Linked DNA regions of Mus musculus: region 1 is linked to region 2. A link is a contact called in ENCODE Hi-C or POLR2A ChIA-PET data. All regions are on one chromosome and are shown on one strand. Each heading gives the region's core, a stretch centred on a gene start or an enhancer-like site at or near the end of the contact. The rest is flanking DNA. Distances are from core to core; before and after follow the strand shown. Region 1 holds the start of Galnt18 (polypeptide N-acetylgalactosaminyltransferase 18). Region 2 has its middle 25 kb from the start of Gm33098.

Region 1 (4,843 bases), core at 1,535-4,034, 600 kb before region 2:
TATCTCCATGATGTAGGTAACGTTACTATTATCCCATTTGCAGATGGAAGGACTTGAGGCACCAAGTAGTTAGTTAGCTTGCCCAAGACTCCACAGCTAGTAAATGAGAGCATTTGCCTGGCTCCCTAGTCCAAATCTTAACCCTGGCACAAGGGAGGCACCAAATAAACCTTTCTCAGCAGAATGCTTTTTCTGTCAATTACATTTTTGGGCTGTGGCTTCCTAACATCAAATCTTGGGCGTCTACGACTTTTGTTTCTGAATGGATTATCCACTTTTGCTTTGCAACCCACCAGTCTCCATTCCCTTGAGTGCCTGCCACCCTACTTCCCATAATGCCAGACCAAGACTAAAGCCTTCCACTACCAGGGTTTATTTTTCCTGTTAAGCCCCCAAGTTCTCTTGGCACTTCTGGCCCCATGGCTTTACACAGTGCTGCCATCTGGTGGACACATGTGGCCACTGTCAGTTCTCTCTGAGGAGTCTATTCCTGCCGAGAATGTAAGGGATTGATGGCCAAACGAAGATTCACTTTTCTTAATGGTGATACCAAAGACACTTTGAAGAAGGCTTAGCATTGATGGCATAGCGGTGTCTCTGGACATGAGGATAAGAACCTCTATAAAAGGTGAGTCATAGCAGGAAGTGTCTTTAATCCTACTACAGAGGCAGAGGCAGGTGGGTCTTTATAGGATCAAGTCCAGACTTGTCTACTTGTTTACATAGAGAGTTCTAGCTTAGTCGGAGCTACATAGTGAGAGTCTGTCTCAGAAAACAAAATACCCCTCCCTTCCCCACCAAAGACTGCTCTCAAGTCACATCAAGGGGACAGTAGCTTCTTCAGTGTACAACATTCAGTTTATACAGGACAAAGCCACCAGGACTTTCAGTCCTCATGTCACCTCTCGTGGTAGGAGTGGAAGGAGACAGTAGCTTCAGATTCTCAGAATAAGTTTCAAGGACCACTTGGCATCAGTTGGCTCACATCGACTATCTGAGGAATTTTTCAGTTCTGATGCACATCAAGGGGCCTGATAGTGAAGCTCCCGGCAGGACTTATTAAATGGCAAAGTGGGAAGACGCTTGGGGTTAGACGAGTGACATAAGTGGAAAGTCGAGAACCTCCTTGGACTGAACAGCTCTCCATGCTTAGAAAAGAGGCCCCCGATGAGACTGAAGCCTACACCGCAGCCATAGGTCTAGAGCAAACTGGGCAAGTGTCCCAGGCAACTGGTCATTTAGACAAAATGTCAGGAACTTGCTGAGTTCCTGTTGAGTTGAATACAATTGAACTGAGGGCCAAAGATAAGAATCTATGTTCAAGAACCATTTATAAAGGGAGCTTGCAGAGATACTGGGGCCTTTGACCTTGTAATTCTGCAGAGGGTGGTGAGTAAATGCCTACACAAACCCCTCCCATGCCCCTGTTTCTAACCAAGGTTTTGGGGATCTTGAGTTGGAATCTGAGGGTATGTGGGGCAATCAGGCCCAGCAGCATTCCTTCTATCAGCCCCTGTGGCTGAATTGCTGATGGTAAAGAAAGACATTCAAGCAGAAAGCCAATGAGGTGGAACCAAGCCAGCTAGAGGACAAGCTCCTTCTTGCTGCCCACAGCCTTAGACTCTGTAGCTTCCAGTAGGGGAGAAGAGCTGAGAGTGGTCAATAGAAAAATCAAGGTTTGCTGAGCAGCCAGGTGGTGTTCTTGGACCCGGGAAGGGAGGAACTGCATCCTGGAATGATAACCACAGGAGCCTGGGCACCCACTGTGTGTCCTGTCCTAAGCCCTTTTGGTATATCCTCTCATTTAATACTTATAAGCAGGAAGGTATTGTTGATATTTGATAGATGGGGGAAATGTCTCTTATGGTGTTCTGACCCTTGCTCAAGCTCATGTAACTAACACATACAGGAGCATCAAACCCAGGAGCCTCTCTCTCTCTCTCTCTCTCTCTGTGTGTGTGTGTGTGTGTGTGTGTGTTTCTACATCCTCTCTCCAGAAAGGCTCTGTCGACCACTTGATAGCCATGAACACTGAATGTGTGGGAATTATACAAGTCATGGAGAATTGCATCCTCTTGTCCCAATACTGCGTATAAGGCTTCCTTAGACGTGGGGTGTAGTGATATCCATAAGCAGTAACGGCTCCCAGAGCATGAATTCGTCCAGGGAGCTGCATAGTGCATAGATGTGACCAACGATTGCAGAGACACCCTCACTATTCACTATGCCTCTCCTAGAGATTTCCGGAAGGCATTTGGTGACACCCGGGAGACCAACAGAGAGAGGCAGAGTAAAGGCTCAAGAAGCATAAGGTGTGGACATTATGAGGCCTAGCCACTTGTATGGTTTGAGTCTCCATTATCAAAAAGGAGATGGAGGCGAGGAGTCCGTTTTTTCAGGTGGAAAAGCAGAATGCCCTCAGTTGGGGAAGGTGAGGGTATAGGAGCATCTTGGTCCCCAAAGCTTGGGCTTCTTAGCGGGAGCGCGAGCGGGGAATTACTCTAGAGGTGGAATCTGCCGGCCTGGGCGGGGACTGGAGGTTCCTGATCTGCAGGCCCTAGGGTGGCCCGAGGGCGCGGGAGACTCAGCTGTGTCCGGACCGGAGCCTGCTGCCAGCAGGTGGGGCGCGGGGCGGGGCTCCGCCCCCTGGCCCCTCCTCGTTGGTCCGCAGCCGCCCAGTCCCGACCCTTTTCCAGAGCCAGAGCGCGATTGGTGGCGGCGCTTGTCGCTCGGAGGGGGCCGGGCCGCTCTGCTTCGCTCCTCTGGTCGCAGCCACAGCCGCGGTTCTCCTGAGCGGCGAGCGGAGGGCTGGTGGCATCTCCCAGGCAGCCAGCACTGGAGATGGAAAGCAACGCGGCTGGGCCCTGGCAGTGACAAAGTTTCCCAGCCCTGCAGGTCTCGTCTCGCCACTGCCGGCCACCCGTGACCGCCTAGGGAAAAGCTCGGGGATTTTGAATTTGCGGGGGAAAAGCCCAAAACAAAAATCTAGACCCACCTCGTTTTCTTTGTGGAGCTCTTTCTCAGGGTGGCCAGCGGCCGGAGCTGCAAAGTTGTGCGCCGCAGCTCACACTGCCAGGAGACCCGCCTTTGGAGAGACTTAGGTGCTGGCGCACCCAGAGACCCCAGACGTGCCAAGGGGGTTGAGCGCGGGGGAGTTTGGGGTGTACAGCGAGGAGGGGCCCCGGGTGCTCTATATGGAGGAAGGACCCCAGAATGGTGTGTACCAGGAAGACCAAAACTTTGGTGTCCACTTGCGTGATCCTAAGCGGCATGACCAACATCATATGCCTGCTGTACGTGGGCTGGGTCACCAACTACATCGCCAGCGTGTATGTGCGGGGGCAGGAGCCAGTGCCCGACAAGAAGCTGGAGGAAGATAAAGGGGACACCCTGAAAATTATCGAGCGGCTGGACCACTTGGAGAATGTCATCAAACAGCATATCCAAGGTACAGGCGTCCTGAGAAACTTGAGCCAGGCGCGAGGCCCGGGAGTGCCCAGTGTGTTCTGCTTGTGGGATGCGCTGGGGCCAATGCGTAGGAGACCAGCGATTGCAGGGAGGGCTATAGGTTGGCAGCTACGTGGTTGGAGGGATTGCAAGGACTGGTGTCCTGGATCTTTTGTGTCTGCCGCCCTGTGAGTCTTCCCTGTGTACGCGTGTGCACAGGTGGTGTGTGTGTGTGTGTGTGTGTGTGTGTGTGTGTGTGTGTGTGTGTGTCTGTGTGTGTGTGTGTGTAGCTTGCTGTCAGTATGGGGACGCGATGTGCACGTGTCCAAACGTGCGTATGATTCCAGGGTGCTCCTTTCCAGGATCGCAGGATCTCACACTAGTCCGGGAGTGTGTCTGACTGGATGTTTGTGCTTCCAAGAGAGAATGTGAGGGCAAAAGAGCTTATTTGCCGGGCTTGTAAGGGACAAGAGAAATGCCTTGTATGACTCTAACTGTGGGTTTTAAGGAGCAGCAAGCTTCAAGACAAATGCGGAGTAGAAAATTACATCGGCCCAGTATTGGCTCCAGCCTCAGTCAGTCTCAGTAGGACTGGGACTGCAGGGGGCATCTTAAGTAGAAAACTGTCCCCACCTAGAGCACACCTGCCTATCCAGGATCCTCCCCTAAGGAGCAGGTGTCAAACCCAAGAAGCAGCTTAGTCCACTGTGGTGGTGTTTCTTCTGTTTCGGATGGAGAAAACCCACGCTGGGCTGCGGCTTTACTTCAGAGCCTTCCGGGTTCTAGCAAGGCCAATCTGCCAGGACAGTTACCTCAGTTGCGGAAGCAGGAAGCAGCCACAGCAGAGCAGACAAACCCACAGGAGCTGGGTCTGAAATCCAAGGCTGCAGTGGGTGGGTGTCTCCAGACTGGGTCCAAAGAGACAGTAGGATATAGAGAAGTCTCCTGCTGTGACCCGGGCAGTGTGAGTATCAGAGGGAAGGGATGGAGCTCGGGGCTCCTAGAGTAAGGTGTGCTCACAGGTGATAGCAATCTGGATTCTCCCTGTCCACCCCAGGTGTCCCCTGCTTTCTTAGACAGGGAGGCTTCTGACCTATAGGGCCCAGCGAGTTTACCTGTAAACCTGGCAGGCCATCTGAGCTACAGGCTGCCTGCTCTGTTTACTCAGGACTACTCTGAATTGGTGTGCTTCCCACATGGCCAGATCGACTCCTTCCCTGGGGAGGTTCCGCTGAGGGCAGAAAGGTGACACAGACAAAGCAAGCACTTGACTTTGAGGGCCCCTAGAAGAGGGACCTTTGGAAGCTCTTACTTCAGACCCACCTCTGTCTCATCCCTGCATTGAGCCTGACAGACCAAACTGTGCCATAGTGCCTGTTGCTGCCATTCTTACTGG
Region 2 (5,547 bases), core at 3,004-5,503:
TCACTGTTACCTAAAAGTGACTCATTTTCTTCCACCCCAAAAGGGCCCATCCACTGGTAAAGAGAAATGTTGCAAAAAATAATAATAATAATGAAGTGTGGTTCATATGCTGGGCCTACATCATGACCCTGACGTTCACCAGCTTCACAACTCCAGAGAGAGGATGCAGCCCACACCACAGCTTCTTCATCTGTCAAATGGAAGAAATGGGGGCACATGATCCCAAAGATGGTGTGAAGAATGAGATAATACTGTGAGTGCTGAAAGAGATTAATACTGCATATGTGTATTTGTGTATGTGTGTATATCCATCTATAAGTGTGTATATATCTGTGTCTGCATATGTATGTATGTATGTATGTATGTATGTATGTATGTATCTGTGTCTGTATATGTGTGTGTATCTGAGTCTGTATATGTGTGTATGTATATATGTGTTTATGAATCTGTGTTTGTATATGTGTGTATGTGTGTATGTATATGTGTGTATGTCTGTGTCTGTGTATGTGTGTATATATTTGTTGTGTCTGTGTATGTGTGTCTGTGTATATCTATGTCTATATATGTATGTATGTGCATTTGTGTATGTTTATCTGTGTGTATATATATATATATACATATATATATATATATACACACATACACATATACATATACATATATGTCTGTATATGTAGTGTGTGTCTGTGTGTCTGTGTGTGTGTGTGTGTGTGTGTGTGTGTGTGTGTGTGTGTGTGTCTGTGTGTGTGTGTGTCTGTGTCTGTGTCTGTGTCTGTGTGTTTTCCAGGGTTCTTATATTAAATGAGAAGGGCTATGGACAAAGTGAGTGTAGTATGCACAGTAGAACCCAGACTCAATCTTAAAGCCCCTAGATTTGGCAGCTAGGATTCAATTTAGCTAGGGGATATGGAACCCCCTAAGCCACTACTTCCGCATTTTGATATTCCAATGACAAGAGGCCTCTTTTTATTTGTCTAAGGGAACCACTAGTCCCAGTAAAGCCCAGAAAATAGAAGAAAACTGTCCCCTATCACTTCTTCTTCAACTTCCCCTAAATAATTAGGTAGACCCTGGCTTTGGCCTTGGGAGACTGAATATCCCTCCTCCTCCTCACAGGGAAACTGAGCTCTGCCAATCATGAAGTCTTCTGCTTACACCTGTCACCCACAACTGGAAATGTGTCCCCTCACAGGACTGGGACTGTTCACGGATGTGTAGTCAGGGGTTTGGCTTGATCTCCCATTTAGCCAAGAAAAATAGCAGCATTTGCTGGATCCAAGTGAAGCCTTTTAACTGTCCTAGTAACCCAGATCGCTCCTCCTTCAACGGGCCACCAGGCTAAACTGCATCTTGCCTTTGCAATAACCCTGCTCAGCTTTCCATGGGACTTCCATCTGTTCCCAGGTTTCCACACACTGGCCTGGAGAAGTGAATAGTTTACCTCTGCAGCATCAGAATGGTTAGCTACTTGCTGAAGCAGGTGCCTTTTGGACCATCTCCCATATGAATTCACTTCCAAAGTACCCTTTCCTTCTGCTACAGCTAAAACCTTTTGGGGAAAACCAAGCATGACTAAAGATGTTCCTTTCTGTTCTCTTTATGATGCAAGCTGAACATGCCCATAGGCATCCCACCTGCGATTTTAACCTTGTGAACCTGCGCTCAATGACTTTGAGCTGAGTATACCCAAAGAATGTTTCCACCCTCTTTCCTTCTTGAACTATGACCTTAAACAGAGTACTTGGAAAATACACTTCGCACCTGAGCATGCTCAGACCGTACCCAGACCAGGAGAATGCGCATGCGCTCCCTGAATAAAGTCCACATGCTTCCTTTGTTCAGGGAAGGCAGGCACTGCTTTAGAAATAACTCCTGTGGTCACCTGATCTGCTGCCGTGGAAAGTCTTTTTTTTTTTTTTTTTTCTTTTACTTTTTTGGCCATGCACATTTGGGTCCTTGTACTTACCAAGATTAGAGGAACTGAAGTTTTCTGCTACAAAACCCCTTTGACCTCGGCCAAGCAAACCATCCTGATTGTGGAGAGAGAAAATGTTGTAGGTCAAGAACCAAAACTGTTGGGGGCTATCTTTAGCGTGCTCTTTGATAACAATTTACTACCAACCTCTGAATCAGACCTAATATCCTCTTGACTTCTAGATAAAACTCCAGGAGTGAATTGCTAAGCTGATACACTTAGCCTCCTACCAGACCTGCAGGCAGGAATGTGCTAAGACCACTTCTGGATCCTGTGGCTCCCCCCGCCCCAACACACACACACCCTATGGAATAGAATAGTCAGGATGAATCCGAGACACAGTGAAGGTGGGAACCCCAGTTCTAAACGTTTCTGAAGGAGAGGATCTGCTGCTCAGAAAGCTGTGCTCCGAGGCTGAAGAGATAACTCAGCCCTACTGTTCTTTCCAGGTTCCATTCCCAGGCTTAGAGCTACACGTAACTCCAGCTCTTGGCCATCTGATGCCCTCTTCCAGCCCCCAAGGGCACTTTCATACGTGTGTGTGTGTGTGTGTGTGTGTGTGTGTGTGTGTGTGTGACACAGAGTCAGCAGGAGTCCCTCTTTGCAGGCCACCCACCCAGGTATCCCCCAGCTCACGAGAGCAACAGCAGCTGTGCAGGTCTCTACTGTTTGACAAGCCTTCCTTGGAGACTTGCGTATTTTTTCTCATTTCTCAACTGCCAGTAAAGCCCTGACTCCCATTCTCACTTCACAGATGGGCAGCAGGAGACAAATTAATGAATCCCCCATAGGTGCCCATCTCCTAATCTTCAGAATCTGGTGTTTTTAAAATTGATAGAACCTCTCTAGAAAGCATTTTGTATAAAAATCTTCGGTCCACTAACTCCACATCTGCAAATTCATCCCAAGTGGGAGAGGGGAAGGGGGGGGGGGACCATAAAAACAAATGCAAAACTCCGTGTATGCAAAAGTATTTACCACAGCTATTGGTTAGAAAATCAGAATAAATTTCCAAAACTAGGCAAAGGCCTGGATAAATTTGGCCACATCTTGTCAACAGAACATTATGAAACTGATTGTATGCTCACACTTTGATCTAACATAGAATAATGAGTTATAGTCTAATCTCTGATAAATAAACCGTTTTTCAGATCATATAACTACGCAAAAACTTTTTTTATGAAAAGGAAGGGCTGGAGAGTTGGTTCAGAAGTTAAGAGCAGGCACTGCTCTTGCAGAGGACCTGAGTTTGGTTTGTAACACCCACATCAAGTGACCCACAGCTAGCTGTTGCTCCAGCTTTAGGGGATCCAATTTCCTCTTCTGGCTGCCACAGATACTTGCATTCATGTGTGCATAACCACATACCTTCACACATACACAGCACAGCACATAATTAAAAAAATAAAACCTATGTGCACATACCTTCACATACACAATCACATAACTAAAAATAAACTCACAACTGGGCAGTAGGGGGGGGGGGACAAAGATGATATTCTCTCTGGAGCCTCCTGAGTGAACACAGCCTTTGACTTCAGCCTCATAAAACATTTCAAAGTTAATAAACGTGTGTTGTTTTATAATGTAGCATTTATGTTCATTGCTGTGATAGTCTTAAGAAACTAGGCGCAAAAGGTAAAACTCAAAGTAACTGCTGTTGCTAAGATGGAACCATTGTCTCTGGCACTCTGATGTCCACAGGGAGCCAGAAGCTCGGCACTTCATAAAGGAGGAAAGCCAGCTCCCTGCCCAGGGCTGCAGGCTACAGCCCTCCATCCTCCTCTTCCCCCTCAGCCTAGGAAAACTGGAGGAGGCTTCAAGGGAGAGTGGGGAAACCTACTTGAATTCAAGAGCTTATTTCTGTAGGAAATCACAGTCCATTCCAGCGAGTTCAGAACTTCTGAAATGAGAGGAAACTGACAATATATATCTAAAGACAATATGAGTTCTTATGCCGTTTTTAAAACTACCTACAATTGTAGAGAGGGCTAAAAGCTTTCTTTTTTTAGGAGAAATGTTAGTCGTGGGCGTGTAGTGTTTCAGCGTTTTAGACTGCGGATGGGGAATACTACAGAGCTTTCTTTATGTATTATGTGTGCTCCCATGCTTCAGGGGATCTGATGCACTGATCCTCAAAAGGCTATTCCAAGCGAGGAGGAGAGCTTGCTGTATATCCAGTACAGACTATACACACAACAGCAGAGCCCTTCTCTGGGAGGCAGAGACTCTGGTTCCAGAGCTCAGCTGTCAGTCAAGTGTGACCTGACTTGAGCCAGTTTCCTCCAGGCTGCTCTAATGAGAGAGCCTGAGTCAGGGATCTCACTGCAAGTAACGGTAGTGACTCTAGCTAAGAATAGCCTGAAATTTGCTGTCACTGGGAGACCAAAGAAAAGCTGGGATACCAAACTTGGGACCCAGGAGAACCCAAGGAAACCAAGCACAGGAATCATGGCAACGTCGATCCCTACGGACCAAATCATTAGGAGCCTGCTGTTTCCCCATGGTCACTCACTATTACAACTCAGCCTTGAAACACATGTTCCAAAGGTTCTGAAAACAACGCTTGGCTGAGCCAGGGTCCTGGTGCACCAAGAGGAGAAGACTTGGGTTCTGGCATGGGACTTTAAACAGAGAGAAGAGGAGTTGGGAACATAGCTCAGCTGGAAAACTGCTGACCTGCACGCAGAAAGCCCTGGGTTCAATCCCCTGCACTGAATAAACTGGTGTGCTGGCACACGGGTAATCCCAGCACTCAGGGAGTGGAGCAGGAGAATCAGAACATCAATATCATCTTTGGCTACATAGGATATTAGAGGCCAGCCTGGGTATGTACAGGAGACCCTGCCTTCATCATCATCATCACCATCACCATCACCATCATCATCAGCATCATCGAGGAAACAATGGCAGATCGTGTGAAGACAGGAATTCCTTTATATTCCAAATTCCCCAAGCCAGGAACATCAGCATCTTCAGAGACACTACAGCTTGGGTCCAGACTGGCAAGAAAATGTAGTGATACATGGGAGAGAGGGAGTTACCTAAGTCAATGAATCTACCTTCTTATGGTGTGTGGGCTTTGTCTACATACAAACCCACCATGTCTCCTTCCCATACCATCACAGTCCTTACTCTTTCCTTGGCTCCCACTCCAGCCTCCTTGCCAACCTTCACCCACAGATCCAGTCCCACTACCCAAGGAAGCTGCAGTCCTGCCGGCCCCCTCCTTCAGAGAGCCATCACTAATGTCCCTTTCACAGTGAACCTTCAACATCAAAACTGTCTCTTGAGACTCTTAGTAACAAACAAGCCACCGCCCCACTCTGGTCTGAGAAAACTTGTCTGTCCCTTTTCCTTTCTCTGGCTAGAGACCACCAGAGCCAGAGCCAGTTCAAGGGTTGAGGGCAGCCTCTGCTCTATAAAGTTCTGCCTTGGAGACTGCAGGGAGTCAGCTGTCTGAAAGATTTAGACTGAGTTGGAGGGACACCATGTGGCCACAACTAGTATGACATTAAGCCTGAGACCTTTCTGTAGTAGTGTAAATACTATGACATTAGGGATACATCAAG

Evidence for each region. A loop is a pair of places that touch in the nucleus more often than their neighbours do. ChIA-PET counts read pairs that join two places held with the same protein, here RNA polymerase II (POLR2A).
Region 1: a map of heart shows a loop between it and region 2 (7-fold over the local background). The contact joins the promoter of Galnt18 here to the enhancer-like site in region 2. A Hi-C loop is called at or near these places in 13 of 37 maps with a recorded cell type or tissue (gastrocnemius, heart and left cerebral cortex). POLR2A ChIA-PET finds 5 or more read pairs at or near these places in 1 of 5 experiments (Patski).

The regions. Positions count from the first base shown.
Region 1 is chr7:111,777,918-111,782,760 of GRCm38, reverse strand. It overlaps Galnt18 (polypeptide N-acetylgalactosaminyltransferase 18), which reads left to right and starts at 2,784. Exons shown (of 11, transcript NM_001360903.1): 1 at 2,784-3,448. The coding sequence starts at 3,214.
Region 2 is chr7:111,182,402-111,187,948 of GRCm38, reverse strand. No RefSeq gene overlaps it. Among named protein-coding and RNA genes, the nearest start is that of Gm33098, 25 kb to the left of the region's middle. Within about 2 kb of position 4,253, at least 1 of the 3 ENCODE cell types and tissues checked has a DNase peak (open chromatin) inside an H3K27ac peak, as active enhancers do; it is heart, where a contact is called at or near this core.